Linked DNA regions of Mus musculus: regions 1, 2 and 3 are each linked to region 4. The links are chromatin loops, found by intact Hi-C in ENCODE. Cell type or tissue: heart. All regions are shown on one strand.

Region 1 (5,000 bases), 50 kb after region 4:
GGTTCAGAGTCTGTTTCAAGTGTGTCAGCAGCACAGGTAATCTGTTCACGGTTTCCACAGAGCTTCTGGTCCTCGCATGTGACTGCTCCACCTTTGGACCTTAGAGTGTAAAGTGAGCCCTGCACACAGCATGGACTTGGTTTTCTATACATAATGGAAACCTCTGTGTGTGATGACTGGGCCAGGTGTGTGTGTGTGGTGTGTGTGTGTGTGTGTGTGTGTGTGTGTGTGTGTGTGTGTGTGTGTGGTGGTCGGGGGAGCGGGTTAGAGAGGTGGGTAGAGAAAGGGAGGGAGGGAGGGAGGGAGGGGAGAGATAAAATGGAAAAGTTTGTATGTACATGGTCATGGATATGTCCCATGATGTGTGTGGAGGGTAGAGGACATTTTTCTCAGATTTTACCTTCTACTTTGTTTGAAACTAGGTGTGTGGTTTGAGACTACATATGCCAAGGTATCTGGCCCACAAGCTCCCAGACATTTTCCTGTCTCTAATGCTTTCCGTGCTTCCTAGGAGCTCTGATATTGCAAGTGTGTGCTCAGTGTCCACATGCATTCAATCTCAGGCCCTCCCTCTTTGCAGGGCAGGTGTTCTAACCACTTGTCTATCCCCTAAGGCCCCTCCCATGTTTTTGATGAGAATCCAAAACCTTGGAAATTATGAGAAACGCCTCTTTCTGTCATCCTCACAGGTGGTAATAAGCTGCCCTATTATATTTCATGAGCAGAGTTGGGGTCCAGGAATCACCCCACAAACCACTCAGCCATCTCAGTCAAGCAGGGTTAGTTTATTGAACATATACCCTGGGACTGATTGATCAGGGATGCAGATCAGACTCAGAAGTTTAGACTGCAACCCTGTTTCCCAAGGGTTGCTTATAAAAGGCAAAAACCACAGGAGCTCACGGCAACCATAAAAGCTCACACACAGGTGCAGGAAGTCTTGCCAGGCAGTTGGGTGGCTGGTTCAAGTCCAACCTTATTTTTGCTAACTGTACAAAGCAATTCTAACTGACCTTAGTTATTATGATTGGCCCTAAAGGAGGGCAAGGGTCGGGGGAGTTTGCAAGAACACCAAAGCATAAAGCTTAATGGGATATGCAGTTAATGGTTAGCTGGGCATGAGAAAGGTCCTCTGTAATAATTTAAGATGGCTGGCTACAGGTATAAAATGAAATGGCTACAGTAATGTCAGAAAGGCAGCAGCCACCTAGGTCTTAATGAGTAGGAACTTTTTTTTTTTTTTATGTTAAGTGGTGGCATCATCCTGGACCCATCAGTTGGAATGCAAAGGTGACACACAGAGTGAAGACATGAGGACTTTAAAGCAGGAGGCACAGCAAACATTCAAACCAGAGACCTAAGGATATCAGCACGGCCTAGAGGTTTTGATTTCTAAAAGCCTAATGTCAGTCTCCATAGCCCACTTAAGCCAGAGCCTTGAGTCCCTCCCAGCCCTGCCAGGACAGGTCCTGATATGACCACATGAGGAGCGACTATGATGCGCCCCAGCCAGCAGGGTTAAGCTGTGGCCACACCTAGATTTCTTTGAGTGTGTTGAGAGGAGTTGGTGGAGTTGGTGGAGTTTGGTGGAGTTGGTGGAGTAGGTGCTGCCCTTTGTGATTTCCTTGTATCTAGTGAGCTGTGTGTGGATTTTGTGTTTGATTGGTTTGTGTGTGAGCTTGTGTGTGTGTGTGTGTAGATCAGTGTGTGCTTGGGAGGAGCTTGTGTGTGTGAGTTGTGTTTTAAGTTTATTTGCGTCTCGTGAGTACCTTTGGGTTTGTGTGTGTGTGTCTGTGTGTGTTTGTGTGTGTATAACTGTGGGTGACTGTTAAGAGCACCTGTGTGTTTGTACGTGAGTGTGTAAGACTGTGTGTGTGCACAAGAGCGTGTGTAGGTGCACATGTTGTAGGTGTGAGAACACCTGTTGTGTTTAGGCCATCAGTCAGCTTGGCCATTGTTTCTAAGGTAAGCCATCTACTTTATTTTTTAAGACTTTTTTATTCTTATTTATTCACTTTACATTACTATCATAGCCCCCCTCCATCCTGTTCTCCTATTTCCACCTCACATGCCCCTCCTCCTATAATTCCCTCCCCTTCTCAGAGAAAGGGAGGCTGACTCCTTATGTGCCAACATGCCCTGGGACATCTAATCCTAGCAGGACTAAGCCTATCCTCTCCCACTGAGGTCAGAAAAGACAGCCCAGCTAAGGGAAAGATATCCAAAGGCAGGTAACAGAGTCAGAGACAGACTCTGCCCCAGTTGCTAGGGGACCCAAATGAAGACTAAGCTGTACATCTACTACAAATACATAGGGGGCCTAGGACCAGCCCTGCATGTTTTTTGGTTGGTGGTTCAGTCTCTGTGAGCTTCCATATGCCCAAGTTAGTTGACACTGTAGGTCTTCTAGTGGTGTATTGACCCCTCTGGTTTGCTCAGTTCTATTCCCACTCTTCCACAAGACTCCCCAAGCTCCACCTAGTGTTTGACTCTGGATTTCTGCATCTGTGTCCATCAGCTGCTAGATGAAGCCTCTCAGAAGACAGTTAGGTCCTGTCTGCAAGTCAGAGCATCATTAACAGTGTTCTCTCCCATGGGGTGGGTCTCAAGTTGGGCACGTTATTGGTTGGCCGTTCCCTCAATCTGAACAACTTATAGGTGGGACAAATTTTGGGTTGAAGGTTTTGTGGGTTGGTTAGTGCCTCCCTCCCCCTACTGGAAATGCTGCCTGGCTACAGGAGATGGCCACTTCAGTCTCTCCAACCCCAGCTGCTAGAAGTCTCAGCTAGCATTACTCTCATAGGCTCCCTAGAGTCTCCCCCAACCCCATCCCTGCCAAGTCTCCAACTCATCCCACAGATGCATCCCCCACATCCACCCTTCTTCTGGCCCTCCCCGTGCTATCCCCACACCTATCACTACCCTTGTTCCCCTCCTCCACACCTCTCCCCCTCAGTTCCCTCCTTCCATCCAACTCTATTTCATTTCCCCTTTTGAATGGGATTCAAGCATGCTCTCTTGGGTCATCCTTGTTATTTAGCATCCTTGAGTCTGTTGATTATAGCATGGCTATTCTGTACTTTATAGTTAATACCCACTTATAAGTGAACACATACCATGGTTGTCTTACTGGGTCTGGGTTACCTCACTCAGGATGATATTTTCAAGTTCCATCCATTGGCCTGCAAATTTCATGATGCCTTTGTTTTTCATAGCTGAATAGTTCTCAAGTGTGTAAATGAACAACATTTTCTTTGTCCATTGTTCAGTTGAGGGACATCTGGGTTGTTTCAAGTTTCTGGCTGTCATGAATTAGGCTGCTATGAAAATGCTTGAGGAAGTTTCTTGTTTTGGGTATATGTCTGGGAGTGGTATAGCTGGGTCTTTCAGGAAGAACTATTCCTGATTTTCTAAGAAAGAGACAAATTGATTTCCAGAGTAGTTGTACAAGTTTGTGCTCCCACCAGCAATGGAGAAGAGTTACCCTTGCTTCACATCCTCACCAGCAGTGACATCACTTGGGTTTTAGATCTTAGCCATTCTGATGGGTGTAAGATGGAATTTCAGAATCATTTGTTTTGTATTTCTCTGATGACTAAGTATATTGAACATTTCTTTAAGTGCTTCTCAGCAATTCAAGATTCCTCAGTTGTGGATTCTCTTGTTTTGTTCTATGCCCAATTTGTTTGATTGGGTTGCTTGGGTTTTTGATGTTGTTTGTTTGTTTGTTTTGTGTTTTGGGGTTTTTTAATGTTAGCTTCCTTTTGATTTCTTTATATATTTTGGATATCAGCCCTCTATCAGCTGTAGGACAGTGAGGACTCGTTCCCAATCTATAGTCTGTTTTGTCCTAATGACAATGTCCTTTGTATACAGAAACTTGCAGTTTCATGTGGTCCCACTTATTGTTGATCCTAGTGCCTGATCCATTGGTGTTCTGTTCAGGAAGTTGTCTCCTGGGCTGATGAGTTCTAGGATATCCCCCACTTTCTGTCCTATTAGACCTTGTGTCTGGTTTTATGTTGAGGTCTTTGACCCACTTCAAAATCTGAAATTAAAATTACTCGGTTGACTGTTTTTACACAGGGTTTCAAAAGACTGAAAGTTGGTCCTTGTGTTTTGCTGAACTAGCTACCCAGTCTGTGGATATTAGAGGGTTTTGTTTTGTTTTTTGTTGATATTTTTTCCTGAGACAGGGTTTTTTTGTTTGTTTGTTTGTTTGTTTTTTTATGTGTAGCCCTGGATGTCCTCGGACTAGCTCTGTAGACCAGGCTGGCCTTAAATTTAGAGATCCACCTGCCTCTGCTTCCTCAGTGCTGGGACAAAAGGTGTGTGCCACCACCCTGGGGCTTATTTGAGTCTTAACCTTATATGCTTTGGATTTTATTTTCTGGTTTCTTTGCTTGGCTGGTTTTTGGCTTTCACTGTTAATTGAGGGTTTTGTTTGAAATTCTCTTTTGTTTTTATTATGTTTAACATTTGGTGAAATTTTGTGCCAGTTTTGGCTTTCTGACTTTCGTTCTTTTAGATTATCTTATTCATTGCAATTTTTGTTGTTTCCATTTTGGCTTTTTGGGGGCGTTAATATTTTATTTTGTTTTGTTTTTCTTTTTCTTTTTGTTTTTTGTTTGTTTGTTTGTTTGTTTTTTGTTTTTTGAGACAGGGTTTCTATGTGTAGCCCTGGCTCTTCTGGAACTGACTCTGTAGGACAGGCTGGTCTCAAACTCAGAAATCTGCCTGCCTCTGCCTCCCAAATGCTGGGATCAAAGTTTGGGCCACCACTGCCCAGCTTTTTTATGGTTTTTAAGAGTTATAATATTTTTTGAGAACTTCAGATATCCATTAAATATATCTGGATCCTAGTCAACCCCTGCCCTTCCCTCACTCATGCCAGATGCAGCCCCACAGTCACTCCCACAACCCACAAAATTCATGTCCTATTTTAATAACCTGCTGTCATCTGTTCATGAGTGTGGGGCATCCACTGGAGTGTGGTTGAT
Region 2 (5,000 bases), 89 kb after region 4:
CTCTCCGGCCTGTGTTTTAATCAGTCCAGGAGTAGTCTTTAATACCTTACAAGGCAGTCTCTCAGAACCACAAAGAGAATTGAGGAGCATTTCAGCTCCCAGGGAACTAGTAATTTTAACAGTCTGAGCAATGGAATAAAACTTAAAAGCAACTTATTAAAGCACACCCTTGATTCTACAGAACACGGAAAACAAAAAATTAAAATATGCACTTCTGAAACTGAGGAGTGCCTGGGTCCTTGCCCATAAGGTGCTGGCCCAGTGTTGAGAACACAGCCCTAGGACGGCAGCAGTGAGAGTGAGAGCCACCAAACAAGGAGGCGGCTGCCCCTCTCCCCAGCCTGTCCCAGTTTGTTCTCAGGCTGTTCTTTAACCACCAGTAAAGGTAAGAAAGGGACCGTGGCCAGGAGTGATGACTATCAGGCTCTGATGACTGTGCTGTAAAATCCGTACTCTATACTGACTGTCATCAAAGAAAAGATGCCAAGGGCCTGTGCCACTGACCTCTTGTCCCTGAGGTGTCACTGACACAGACAGCTAGGTCCCGGTCGGGCTGGAGTCCAGAACAAGAGCCATATGGAGATATACATATTTCAATACAAAAGCCCCTACACACCAGGTTTCAGTGTTTCATGTTTTCTCATAATTGGCACATACTAACAAATTTCAAAAACTGCAAAGGCTACAAAATGTCCCCAATCATACAAAGTGGACTTGAGGATCTTACCCCTCACTGTCTGAGGTGGGGCTGGTGGGGGGGAGAGGCAGACAGAAGCTGACCAAATGGACTGTAAGCTCTTGCCCACCATTCCTGAGCCTCTGACATCAGCTCCGTGATTCTCAACCTCCGTAATGCCATTCCCCATGTTATGGTGACCCCCAACCATAAAATTGTCTTGTTGTTACTTCATAACTGCAATTCTGTTACAGTTATGAGTTGTAATGTAAATATCGGATGATATGCAGGATATCTTATATGAGACCCCTGTGAGAGTCCTTCAACCCACCCCACGCCACCCCACCCGACCCCACTCCATGCTCACAAAGGGTCAGGACCCACAGGTTGAGAACTACTGCACTAGATAGAGCACGTCACCCAACTTGAGAGGGGAAGTCTAAAGGCTCAGGCACTGTGCTTGTACACCTCAGCTGTGACTTAGCATCTTACTGAGAATCACCAAGTACCAGGAGGGAACAGCCAGCCCTATGTTATCCAGTCTGTACTCCCTGTATCCTGACAGCGCTTCCCTGCTTCCTATGGGTGTCTTAGTCCCCGTAACCTGGGACCCTTGGCTGCTTGGCATAAGTACCTCCCACTCTGGATCTTCACAGCCACTCCATTCATTAGTCAGTTCTCCAGAGCTCTCTGCTGTGTGTTCCACTCTTTCTTCACTACTGTCCCCCATAAGGTCCTGGTGCCGGGGATCAGCTCTCCCCAGTGAAATGCACCCTGTTTCCCAAACTCGTGGTAAGACACAACCTCGCAGCATCTTTCTCATGGTGTGCTATCTACTGAAGTTCTCAAAGTAAGGAATCCCAGAGATGGGCAGGATGCTGACTCAGGACATGGTACTGTCCTGGCCCGGCACCCTCCCCCCACTCCCACACCCCCCACGTCTCTACCAGGACTAGTTTAAACACAAAAAGACACCTGGAAATAGCCCAGCAAACTCATCCAACTCTCCACCTCACCAAGGGCAGTTGTATACGTTTTAGCTCCGAGAAAACATTTTTCGCACGACTTACTTTGAAATTAAAACTTCAATGTGAAAATGTCTACCCTGTGACCAGCGATTAGGTGGTCCTGAAGAGAGATTCTAGCTGCCTCTAATTGAGACCTTCATGCTCGCAGCTGGGTCACCTTCAATGTGTCACTGCTGAGTGTACCTCACAGGCCATAAGCCCCTTGGTGGGAGAAGCAAAGTGGCTTACAGGACACCGGGTGTTACTAAGAACACTGGGCTGTGACCAAAGTGTGCACATTGCTCCACCATAACCTCCAAAACCCACCCTGGAATTGAGAGCCACACCCCACTGCTTTTCAAGAGAGCTCACCATAGGCACCTCCCTATGAGCTGTACAAGCAGCTGAGAAACACTGATGCCACACCAGCCAGGACCCTGGGCCCAAGAGTGAAGCATCAGTCTGCTAAGTGAGACCAGCACTGACGGCCACTTACGGCCAATTACCACATGATTTTTATAATCTACCAAATGCCATCAATACACGACCCCCAACCTCACACACCTGTGCATGTCCTTTACCCACAGCTGAAAGGATAAAGTTGATGGGAGTTCCACTTAGAGCAGTGCTCTTCCCGTGGGTGTGGTCCTGTGTCTAATTAGAGAAATGGCCAGCCCTTGGCCGTGGTCCCGTGGAGTCAGATATAGTGATTTTTTTTCACTATTTTCTTTGGCATTCACACCAGAATAAGGAAATCATTTCAATAGTAAAGCCATCGCTAAGGAGCGGAAAGGACAAAAGTCACCAAGAGCAGGGACCAGGCAGGGCACACACACACACATGCACACATGCATACACACATGCACAAGCACAAATGCACAAATGCATGCCCACATACATGAACATACACACATGTGTACACACACACACACATACATACCCTGTGCCCCCTGGATGGCTTTGGGCATTTTGTTTTCTGCTTCTCTAAGGGATGTTCCTGACTCAGGTAAGAACTTGAAATACATTCACTGAATGTGTTTATCCATATACAGTAGAAATAATGTGTTGCAGTGTGTAGAGGTTTGTACACAAGCCCGAAGCAGCAAGATGCAGTTCACACAGAAAACCAGCCCAGCTGATACCCAGATGGAAAGCCCACACAATCTACAGCAGGGGAGCATTAGGTCATGACAGTCGCCATCAGGATACATGGTAGTGCAGACATGAAACAAGCTTTGGAAGTCTGCATGGTATCAGTGTGTCAGAGCCATGAAGCCCAACAATGGCAAGTGACAGGTGCCATCTTAGAACCACAGAGACAATCTGTTCATTCCCACCTGCTGCTTTCGCTCGAGATACTTGTGTGCTCTGGAGCACACTCACCCACTCACCCATCACTCACTCACACACTTCTACATCTGTCCATCACTCATACACTCACTTGTACACTTATCCACCTGCTCACACACTCACACACTCACTTGTGCACTTATCCACCCACTTCCTCCATCACTCACTGACTCATCCACCCACCCGCTCACACATACACCTTTCCCTCCCTCCCTCATCAGTTCACTCACTGACACTTATCCATCCACACCTCATTTGCTCGCTCATCCACCCTTTCGTTCATGCTTGATTCTTTCACGTGCTCTCACTCACTCCTCTACCCAGTCACTCGCTCTATCATTAACTGACTCACCATCTGTCCACGTACATATTCACCTGCTTGCTCACGCAACTCCTCCCTCCCCAGGCTGCCATCAGTGTCAGCCTCCCTTACCAGACCCCTGCCATCCCACCATCGGTGTTAGCCTCCTGCCAAGAGGCTTTTTCCTATTTGGATATTCAGCTCTAAGCACTGCAGGCTACAGGGTCAGCCCCTTCTATGCTCACAGAACACTCAGAAATATGGTCCATAAAAAAGTAGGTGCATAAGCTTCAAGAGACTGGAGTCCCAGGGAGTTTAGAGTTCAGGTGGCACGGGGGAGGGGGGGGGACATCCACGTGGACACAGGGGTTGGGGATGAGTAATGGGATATGGAACAGTAGGAGATGGATGGGGAGGGGAATAAAAATGGAATGTAAAAAAAATTAATTAATTAATAAAAAAAGAAAAGAACAGCAATTTTAAAACTAATGTATTGTGATCAAATCCTAAAAACAAAACCAAAAACCAACCAACCAAACAAACAAACAAACAAAAACAAAAGAAGTAGGTGCAAGTTGTCTCTGGTGATGAGTAGGCTGAGGCATCTGGGTCTACCTACAAATGCCTGGGTCTACCTCCCACTTCTGCCATCTGCTTTGCTTGAAAGGCTCAATGAAGTCCTATAGCAGGCTCAACAAATTGAAAACAGACTGCTGTCAGTGGGTTGTAGAAAGAATATCACATCTATTGTATGGTTACATCACCTGTCAATTAAAAACTTATGGCCTCTAGGAAAGGGTAGACTAGAAGGTGGAACAGCCGGGAGGCAGAGAGAATTCTGGGATAGAGCCAGGCTCGAGATTCACCCAGGAAGATACGAGTAGATGGACTCACAGTACTTGAGCACAGGTAACCAGCCATGTGGCAGTATTTAGATTAGAACAAATGGGTTATCCTAAGTTATGATCTCATCAGAGAAGAGCCTAGCTATAGTGTCGAGGTATTTGTGAGTATATTTTAAATCTGAGTCTTATTTCTGGGAGCATGAGGTTGGAAGAAAGAACCAGACCTAACTTCTACAGTGGATCAAGACCCTGGGTCCTGTGTTATCCAAGTCCCAGTCCTACAGTTGATGGATACAGTGACCCCTCCACCCAGGTGAGAAGGGGCTGAGCTGGCCAGGGACCAGCCACATTCCAAGAGGCTTTCCAGGAGGCCCAGGAATGCATAATTGCAGAGAATAGATTTTTAGGAAAAAGAACACAAAATTGTGGGTATAAAATGCGGTAGAATGGGGAAATTGTTTGAAATAGAAAGGAAGTCATAACAACATAATGATTCAAATGTCGATAAATAAAACCACAAGAGGAAAATGGAAAATAGTGTTTGCCAGCAGAACACCTAGTGTTAACTAGTTTCCAGATATTTCCTGTATTGGGTGAAGAAAAAAGAAATCCTGATTTCAACGCTGTGTCTATTTTATTTTCTCTGTGAACTGGGGGTGGAGTCAGGAACTGGTAGGTACCACTCAAGGGCTTGGCTCAAACATGCTCCCATGTAAGGGTCCCTCGGCCAGCCACGCTGAAGACAAGCATGAGTGCAGAATGATGGGAACTTCTGGAAACCACTGTCAATACCCTGGTTCAGCCTGTGAGGCAGAGAGGAT
Region 3 (5,000 bases), 470 kb after region 4:
GTCCTCTCCATTCTCTAAGGTTTATGACCACAGTCTGCAACTCTGCACAGCCGGGCAGCCAGAGAAACTTGGCATCGTTCCCTATATGTCTGCACAGGCCTAGAGGAAGGACAGAAATAGAATCATTATGGGACCCAAGTGATTTCTCAGGTCAAGAATGGTCTTGGCTCTCTCTTCACTGTGCAGACACAGGGCACAGGTCTTGAACTCCATGTACCCCTAGCTGCTGCCCACACTAAGGATGAGTGAGCTGAGCTGAAAATGTTGAAAACCACAATCACTGGGCCAAAATGACTATCGGTGGACAACTGAGCACAAGACCCTTGCCTGCTCCCTGAGGACCAGAAGCCCCAGCTCGGTTCTTACTGCTCTATTCCCAAAGAAAATGCAGAGCAGCTGTAAATGCAGCCATGCTCTGCTGGGAAGGGCAGACAGGCATATCCAGGCCAAGAGAAGGATGTACTGTGGTGTGTTGGGCCTGTCTGTTCCTCACAGGCATACTTAGCTATGCTACCCAGCACTTACCCAGCCCTGTTTGAAGTGCTTTGGTCCCACAGGAGCTCTGTGGTGGTGAAGACACTGATAAAGCCAAGGACCTAGACCCTTGCCAAGTACCTGTCCACACTTGACTCCTGCTGGGTGTCAGCACTATGTGCAGCCATGTAAGACTGGGAACATGGATGACTTTCTTCATTGGGATCACTTGTGAGCCCGAGGGCCAGGTGACATGCTTGAGGCCAGGCAAGGATAAGGAGGAGCAGAGTGACCTTACATGAGCTTGCGGGATAGGGGCCCCAGTGAGGGGAGGGACTAGCCCTGGCTCACACTCTTCAGGAACATATGTGGTTGAGGGTAGGCATGCTGGACCCATGCCCATGATAGACTTCCAACATACTAATCAGTGTCTATATAGGTGTATTCAACACTGTTAATGTGGTGTGTGTGTTTGTTTCTGTGTGCATGCTCACATGCATGTGTGTGTCCCTGTATATTCACTTGCATGTGTTTCTGTGTGTGTGTAAGGGGGCATGTCCTGACAGCCTTCCCTCCCCATGCTGGGCACCCACAGTTGACACAGACCCCACTTAATAGCATTTTTGTTCCCAAAGGTTTTCTAATGGAAGATAGTATGCTTCTCAGTCAGTTCTAGTTAACCTCATTTTGTTAAAATGGGGAACACTGATCTTTTGGGATTGAAGCCTGAGCCAGCCTGTGGACTTTCCTTCTCCTACAGTTCCCAGGCTATTCTATATGACACTATCCGGTGAACAGAACCCTCAGCTCTGCCAGCTCCCCTGTGTGTGTCATTGCACTAGCCTATATCCTGGCTGTCTCTCCCAACTCCACCTGTTCTAGCTGAGCTCAGCATACACAGAAGGCCTATATGAGGAGATGCTGCCCCACTGAGCCAGGCAAATTGTGCTCCACTCTGACAAATGTGAGAAGGGTGTCCAGATGTGGCCCTCACACCAATGGGTCCGCGGTTTGATCACAATTACTGTGATCAGCAGTGACATACAAGCCTCCTCTTGTCCAAGTAAAGTGACATCAGTACTTGTTTGGACCTTGGGCAGTAAAGGAACCCTGACGGTTCCATGGGTAGGTAACCAACCCTATTCCTTCCCAGAATCCATGAACTGTACCTGCTTAACGGCCTCTGTATCTCCTTGACTTAGGTGAGTAGAGGAGACCCCAAACAGGCCTTTACCACTGCACCAGCCACACTGTCCTGCCAGGTGGAGGCAGCCTCCACAGCCTGAGGAGTGGGGTAAGTGTTCTTTCCCACTACATCCAATGGGGTCTTGTTTGCATAGCAAGTGGCAGTATCTCCTGTGGAACTGAGCCATGCTGCTAGGGAGACCTTTGTGTTGTTTACAGTACTTATAAGCTAGACATGGGAAGAGGAACTAGAGACATGTGATTTGGAGATCTTGCAGTAGCCTGCTCTGGGTCTGTGGAGCCTAGGCTGGCGTGGCAGTCATAGGGCTCCCTCCAATGTCCAAGTTCCACCATGACACATTCTCTAGAAGGTCAGACAGAAGTCCAAGTAGATTCAGGGCTTACATTGACACTTGTTTCTCTCAGATACTTTTGCTCCTGAGAATCCAAGGAGCTTAGAGCCAGAGACAGGAAGAATAGGACCTGCCCCATGCATGCCCCAGGCTAGTCTCAGAGATGGTTCCCCATCTCCTACCAGTGGGCAGGCCAAGGAGACTGATATGGTGGGCAGAAGGGTTGAGGGTCAAGAACTGCCTTGCCCAGACATGGGTAAAGGCTGGTGGTGCTTGAATGCTAGTAAGCCACCTTCAAGGCTGGCTGGCACAGACGGGATGGCTGTACACCTCTTGCCTACACCACCCTTATCCGGAAGCTCAGTGGTTGCCAGTTCATGGTTACAGACACATCAGGACAAGTACTTAAATGGTTCAGATGTGACACCCATAAACATGTGGACCAACTATACTGACTGAGAGAAATGGTGGACACAGCTCTGCCCTGAGGCTGCCCTAGTGTACTGCTGCTACTGCTACTGGTGTGTGTGTGTGTGTGTGTGTGTGTTTCATGGTTACATATGTGTATATGTGTGTATAGCAGAGTGTCTGCATGGACATGTGTTTGTGCATGTATCTATGTGTCTGTATAGACATATTTTTATGTGTCTGCGTGGATATAGGTGCACAGATGTCTATGCGTCTGCATGGGTGAGTGTTTGTGTATGTGTGTGTGTTTCATGGTCGAATGTGTGTATATGTGTGTATAGCAGAATGTCTGCATGGACATTTGTTTGTGTGTATCTGCATGTGTGTGTGTGTGCATGTGCATGTATCTATGTGCCTGTATAGACATGTTTTTATGTGTCTGCATGGATATGTGTGCACAGATGTCTATGGGTCTGCATGAGTGAGTGAGTGAATGTATGTGTGTGTGAGTGTGAGAGTGTTAGTTACATAGACCTGCATGTGTGTTGCAGTGGTATGTGTGTATGTATGTGTGTTACATGGGCCTGTGGGTGTTTGTGGGTGTGTGACTTTAAATAGAAAATAGCAGCCTCTGAGGTAACTGTGGAGATGTGAGACACTCACTCCCAGAATCAGGTTAGAAATCTTCTGCCTGTCTCTCTGTCTTTGGAAATAATGTGCTGTCATCCTCCTATCTGAGGCCATAAAGTCTCAGGACAGAGGTCAGTGCTCTGACCTCTGGCCATGTTAAGCATCAGTAAGTTCATAAAGAGGGCAGGTTTCTCTTTCCTCTCTAAATCTCTAGTGCTGAACCGCGTCCACTCGACAAGGCTCCAGCTTGGCATGGGGCCCACTGCTCATAGATTCTAGGTCTTTCTTGCCCCTTAAAGCAATGCAGCAGGAAGAGCTCTGAGCCAAGGCTACAGCTACCAGGTATAAGTTTAGTATTGACTGTCAAGTGTGTGAGCCAGCTCTCTGTCACTGTGAAAGACACCTGGGAGGACCAACTCCAGGAATGAGGGGTTCTCTTGGTTTGTGATTTCAAAAAAGTGGAGATTAAGCTGTTCCTGTCATCCTTGTGAAGAGACTGGGTAGGGCCAGGCAAGAGAGAGACTTCAAGGTTAATGTTCTAGCCTCACAGTTCTTCCACCAGGTCACCTCTCTCAAGAGTCCATTCAAAATTTGAATTCATCAGTGGATCCAGGCACAGTCAACATTGTAAGATTGTGACCTGACATCATCATCTGCAAATTTCACACTCAAGAACTGGACAATCAGGTCATTTTCAGGAAGTTTTTGTTGTTTTCTGGTTCCCATTTATAGCTATCCTTAACTCAAGGTGCCCTGTGGGCTACCAGGTAGATATGACTGGAATAACTGATAAATTTATTACTCTTATGATCTAGGCTCTGGAAATACCCCCACCCCCAATACAGGCCCAGAGATGCTCTAGTTTCCTAGGCTGTTCTTCATCTATCCATGCCAACAGTCAGCCGTAGTTGTTGTACTGGCTGATCTTCACAAACAGGCAACTCCATCTCCCTAGAGGGCTACAGGCACACCTCATACGTATACCTGCACTTGTGATACAGAGCAGACTCTAGTCATTATGAACTGCTGGGTGAGCATGCATAGCATGGGACAGAAATCCTAATGTAGTAAGGCCAAGGACACTCCCACGTTCAGTACCCATTGGCTGACCTCATTGTGATGTCCAGTGGCCACTGGCTAGAGAATGTTATTGTCCAGTATCACTGGCTGACCTCATGCAGGTGTTCAGTAGCCAGGGGCTGACTGCACCTTGATGTCCAGGGTTTGTTGCTTTCTTCTTTGTAGAAATATCCCTTTGCATTTCTCTCTCATTTTTGTCCCATCATTCCTGTAGACTGCCATATCAAAGGTGTATTTAGTGTTATCTGTTTTATAAACCCTTCTTGCTCGTCTCATGTGTGTGTGTTTGATTTTTACTTGCCTGGGTATGCTTCTACTTGTATAATAAATATTAATGACCCTCACTTTTGTTTGCTTTGGGATTCTGTTCATGTCTTCACTATTCAAAATCATTAATGCTTTCTAGTATTTCTTGGTTTTACTGCTAAAAGTTAACCTGTTGTCCATCTGGTCTTATTGCAAACAATGGCATAAGCTGAGACTTAATTAAAATCTGTCACGTGCTTCCCATATCTTTGGAATTATAAAGAAGAAAGAATAGGAATGATGTATGATAGGGAAGAGGAGTAAGAAGGAGGAGAAAGAGCTTGCTTGAGAGGACATGACATAGGAGGGGAAGATGCCTGTTTGCTACTATAGTGTATTTTTCTATAGTTTAGAAACAGAGCAAGCATGCTACCCTGCTGAGGACACCCAGCAGGGCCATCCATGTCCTAAAACTGCATTTGTCCAGGAGACCTCTTTGGGAATTTGCTGAGGAACTGTCAGCATATTTGTAGGTATGGAGTGCCTTCTGCTGGATACATGGACGGAAGGGCAGCAGAATAATTTCATCTATTTCTGTGCCAGCATATTTACTGAGAGGAACTG
Region 4 (5,000 bases):
GGGACCGGGGTGCATGATATAAAACTCACAAAGAATCAATAAAAAGTTTAAAAAAAGAAAAGCAGCTGTTCCCACTGCCCCACCTTAAATATATTCCTGTTTCACTCCCTCAAAATGATGTGCACACAATGCCTTTTCTTTGTAACAGGATTTTTCATAGCAAAGACTGGGAAGTATCTACAAAGTATCTACATGTCTATCAGTCCTCAACTGATAGACAGGCTTTACTAAATCTGATATAACCCGCTTTACCTCTTGCTTCTAGTCCTCACTGTTCCCAGCAGGCCTTGCTCTGTCTCCGGCTTGCCCTACAGGTGCTGGCTACAGACTCTTACCCGCACGAGAAGTCATATTTATTTCCTACTTAGAGTGTTCTAATTACAAAACGCTATGCACTTTTATCAAATGGCTTTTCTGCAGTCCCACAGAGAATCTGGGGACTTCTCATCATGAATGTGATAAATTGGTGAAATTTCTCACACCTTGATATTGCTCAGAAGCACAGTACTCTTCCCCATGTTATGTTTTTATTCATTTTCATTAGTTTTAAAATTCGTGGATCCACTTACAAATAGACGTTTGTCCACCGGTTGAGTTGATTTATTCATTTTCCCTCCTATACCACATAGAATGTAGCCGAGACAATCAAGATGTGAGTTTAATTTGCACTGGCGTCAGGTTGGCAGGCTCCGCTCAGTCTATCACACTGTCAGGAAAATGGGAAAAAAAATATGCATGGCTTTCCCACAGCCGGTCAGTGTTAGTAGGAAGTAAGTGCCATCTCGTCAGATGAAGAACAGGATTATCCTGAATAACTCTGGATTTCTGGCAAAGGTGTATATTTTTATTCAAGATTTATTTAGCTTCGTGTACCACCCCCATCCTTGATAGGTAATGTAGTTATTTAGAAATGCAAGGGGTGAAGCAAATATCTCATGTCTCTTTGGCTCCCAGGCCCCTGCTGCGTGTTGGACACACAAGGATGAACGTGCTTCAAAGAATCTAACAAAGGGAATGTTTGGATCAGTAATAACTCCTGAGTAAGATGGCAGCCTGGCTCAGTAGGAATGTGGCCTGTGAAGTGACTGCCTGGCTCACTGAGGGCAAGTGTAGCTGTGAGACTATGAGGGTTAAGTTCAGGAGCTCGCTCTGATCAGTGTAAGGTGATAGAGGCCACTAGCAACCTAAGATGGCGCTGGATGCCCAGTTTAAGGTCAGCAGAAATACAGTTGAACTAAACTAAAGATGGAAAAGAATGAAAGATGGAGACAATGAGAAACTGTAAATACATCTGGTGGAGGCAGAACGTGTAGAGGAGGGTGGAAACAGGAGGAGGTGCTAGAGAGATGGGGTGCAAAAGAGGGGGCCAAAGCTCTGGCTTGGTGTGACCCCCCCTTCCTTAGCCAAGCAGGTGATGTGGTCATTTGCTGGACAGGGCTGGGCAGGGCCTTGGCAGTGAGCATGAAGGGAGGAGGGTGAGAGGCTGAGCGACTCTAGTGAAGCACACGGGGGTGGGGGTGGGGGATGTCATGCTTTCCCAAGGTCTTTGGTGGCATAAGGGTGTTTTCATGGGCAGTGGAGTAGGCTCTACTGTTTTTAAAATTCAAGAGTTTGAGTGGTAGAAAGTAGAGACGGCAACTTGGAAGGGAGGGGATGGGCTGAAGTCCAGGCTTCATCATGCAGGGCCATAGGAAGTGGGCCATGGTCAATGCCCTCTCCTTCCTGGGTCCTCCCCTTCCTTCTCAAATCATCCCCGATATAGACAATGGCGGGTCTATACCCTCTTTCAAAGTTACTTGCAAAGGCTGGGAGATAACTGGACCTTATCCCACAGGACAGAGGGCCTTTCAAAGACAGGTTGATAAAACCCCAGGAAGAGGCCAGCGATCACATCTTGGCCTTGTCTTGGTTTGATCACACCCAAGAACTGATTTTGCCTCTAAAGCTTGTACTTTGTAACATTGTTAAAGGCTCTGAAAACTTTGTTATTTTGTTTTTGGAAACGGAAATTCATGCTTAGCAGTCTGGTGTGGCTTCCTCTGAAGGAGATGGTTGTGAGGGCAGGGACCCTGTGACCTTTTAACTGTGAAAGACCAGTTGCTTTGAGGGTCCAGTTCCGGATCAAAAAACCTCACCAAGGGGGACAAAGAAACATGAAGACAGCTCCAGGAGCCTGCTTTGGCCACAATGACTGCTGTATGGACCACCGGGAAGTAGCTGGATGTTGGTAACTGGAATGACCACAAGATGGCGCTACAACATGTCATTGCAAATGTATGTTTCCTTGAGAAGCATGGAGAGATAGAAGATGCTGCACTGCGGTCATAGGAGAAACAGGCATGTCCTTTGGGACTCCCGGCCATCACCTAATTTACTTACTAAGCTCCAGTGTTTAGACAGAGCTTCCTTACTTGCCTGGCTGGTCAGCAGGGCATAGCTTCTAGTGACAGAGGCTGACTGTCTCACTTGCTGGAAAGCCCTCTCTGATGAGCATTGTGGAGGCGCTACAGTGTTGGTGGACAGAGGTACAGACACGGTGCTATGGAAGTCTAGAGGACACCAGTTAGGGCTGCTTTTTAACTCTCTCCTCACCAAAGTATTCCTCCTTTGCACTTAATAGACAAAGGATTTTGTTTAATGCATCATTGAGAAAACAGAATAAGACAAAACACAATAAAAGGCCAAGCAGATAAACAGGACAGAAAGACTGGCTGCTCAAACAAGAACTCTGTGGCCACGCTAGCAGCTGGACAGTGTCCAGAGGAGACCATCCCTGAGGCACACTGTTCTCCCTGCTCCTTAGAGGCAGGGCAAGAGATTAAACAGCAACAGATAAAATTAATTATAAAGAAACAGTTTATGTAACCGGATATATCAGAACATGGCCATTTTGATACGTTAGGAATGGCAGGCCACAGTTACATTTAATTCTGAAGCTTTATAAATCTAGCATGAACCTCATTTACACTCTGCTTCAGTTCATCAGCTTCAACTGGTAGTCCCCCACACGGCTGCCTCAATGAATGGCTCAGCGTTGGTGTCAAGGGCCTACCTAGGTTGGCTTGGTATAAAGTGTTTTGTACCCACGGTCAGTGTCAGCAGGTAAGAGGGCACCTGTCCTCCTATGGGCATGCTCAGAACACTCTACCTACTTGAGTTTGGCAGTACCCAAGACAGAGCCTATTTCCCCAAACTCTGCCTGGACCTGAAAACTAGATTTTGCACTATTTGCTATTAATGAAGCTAGTTATAGGTCATATTTATATTCCTGGATCAACTCCCAATGTCTAATAATGGGGAGAAAGAGATAACTAAGAGACGAAGGGTCAGGAAACCCACTGTTCACTGGCACGTCAGTAGTCTGCTGCAGGGCTCAAGCTACCACTTTGGCCAAGTGACTGGGGGTGACTGCTCCCCATTTTGAGTTTGTTTTCTGGCCCTTCCTCATTGACTTTGGTCAACTGAATAGGGTGGAGGTGAGGGGTGGCCGTGACATTGGGTCTTAGGGACACTTGTAGTTCCACTCATGGCTTGCAAACTTTGTATCCAGTCCGGCTTGACAGCTTTTACCTGGGGCTAAGACCAGGGGGTTTTGGACTCCACAGCAGCCTGGCAACTTTCTCTCAAAAAAAATTAAAATGAACTGATTTCCATCAATATTAGGACAAAGCAACTGCAGTAACCGCTGATAGTACTACAGACCCAGGGAACAAGGTCACACCCTTGCAGCCTCAGGCAGCCCCCCCCCCCCCAATCCAGAGTCACAGTACATGCTCATGATCTGATGCCAGCAAGTCTCTGGTGGCTTCTCTGAAGCGCAGTTTCAGCCATATACTTAGAAAGCACAACCATGTGGAGATTGAAGAGGCCAACTCTGACTGAGAGAGAAATCCCCTAAGACAAGGGAAGACAGTCTTCACAGAGAATGGAGGACATCTATGGGAGACACACATTTATGCAAGCAGGACCATTCCCTCTCCCTAGGCAGGAGACAAAAGAAGCTGTTGGGTCCCCTGATAAGGGAAGAAGCTCGCAGAGGTAGGAGATTCGAGCCCACATGGAAGTCCCAGTTGCCACACTAAATTTAGAAGCAGTGATTATAGAGACTTCGAGGGAAAGAATAGGAATGTGAGAATTTCACACTCAGTCAAACTATTGTTGGACTTGAGCGGAGAAGAAAACTGTCTGACCACCCACACACAGAGTGATTATTCAGTAAAGCATATCGCCCACCCAAAAGTAAAACACTCAGAGATGGAGAGTCCAGCTCCAAATTCCAGTCTTTTCCTAACTCTTCCCTTAAAAAAAAAAGTTCCAAGTCAAATTAGTCTCCCACGATGGTTATAAACAGGGTGTATTGGTCCAGTGAGTCTGGGAACACGCACGTTTCCTTAGCAGTGACTAACATGATGGCACACCCATTTCCCCCAGTGCCTGCCAACTATTCACCCCCCCCCCCAGTTCTCTCCTAGGCTCCCCGTCTCAGTAGAGGACCTCCCACTGCCACCAAGCCAGAGGAGAGGAAAGTCATGAAGGTTGACTGGCTGCTGCTGGTCCTGAGTCAGAGCTCTGTGTCACCCTGCGTCGCACGCAGATGTCTGATAGGATGGATATGATGCAGAACATCCTGGGTATTTTGGAGCCACGCCCACACGTGCCTACTGGGGCACTGCCCATGGAAGAAGGAACCACAAGTAGCTACTAACCAAGCTCCAGGGTATCCCTGCTGTCCCCGGTCCTGGGAATGAGGCAGTGTCCACTCTCGGTCTGATTGCTGTGTGTTAGCAGCTGTCTGTGAGTCCCAGAAATAAATATGTAATATTGAGCTGCCAGTCTAGACTTAAAGATCCAAATAAGCTCAATTCAGAAGCATGAGAGATGAATGGAAGCCTGGGCATGGCCACTTACTACTTATAGATAGAAGTGCTCACTAACAGCTCCAAAGCTCATGAATAAACTCCAGTGAGAGGGCTGGAGAGATGGCTCAGTGGTTATGGGCA

The links. A loop is a pair of places that touch in the nucleus more often than their neighbours do. Peaks named below come from ENCODE experiments on the same cell type or tissue, not always from the same donor. Only the 100,000 strongest peaks of a DNase experiment are listed, where the experiment ranks them.
Region 1: a loop joins it to region 4, with 2.9 times the contacts of the local background. A loop is called at or near these places in 4 of 42 quality-filtered maps.
Region 2: a loop joins it to region 4, with 2.4 times the contacts of the local background. A loop is called at or near these places in 11 of 42 quality-filtered maps.
Region 3: it touches region 4 in a loop (5-fold over the local background); 3 of 42 quality-filtered maps call a loop at or near these places.

The regions. Positions count from the first base shown.
Region 1 is chr17:13,519,909-13,524,908 of GRCm38, forward strand. The region is part of intron 2 of 2700054A10Rik (RIKEN cDNA 2700054A10 gene); the gene reads right to left. It also overlaps the pseudogene Smok4a. Among named protein-coding and RNA genes, the nearest start is that of Gm26375, 12 kb to the right of the region's middle. In heart, a CTCF peak has its summit at 2,471; no DNase peak of the experiment used is centred here.
Region 2 is chr17:13,559,176-13,564,175 of GRCm38, forward strand. No RefSeq gene overlaps it. Among named protein-coding and RNA genes, the nearest start is that of 2700054A10Rik, 7.6 kb to the left of the region's middle. In heart, no CTCF peak of the experiment used is centred here; a DNase peak (open chromatin) is centred at 2,336.
Region 3 is chr17:13,938,747-13,943,746 of GRCm38, forward strand. No RefSeq gene overlaps it. Among named protein-coding and RNA genes, the nearest start is that of Gm7168, 7.1 kb to the right of the region's middle. In heart, CTCF peaks have their summits at 1,997 and 4,943 (motif pointing left); DNase peaks (open chromatin) are centred at 115, 685 and 1,885.
Region 4 is chr17:13,470,374-13,475,373 of GRCm38, forward strand. No RefSeq gene overlaps it. Among named protein-coding and RNA genes, the nearest start is that of Rnu6, 41 kb to the left of the region's middle. In heart, a CTCF peak has its summit at 2,244 (motif pointing right); DNase peaks (open chromatin) are centred at 2,238 and 4,538; H3K27ac peaks cover 2,240 bases.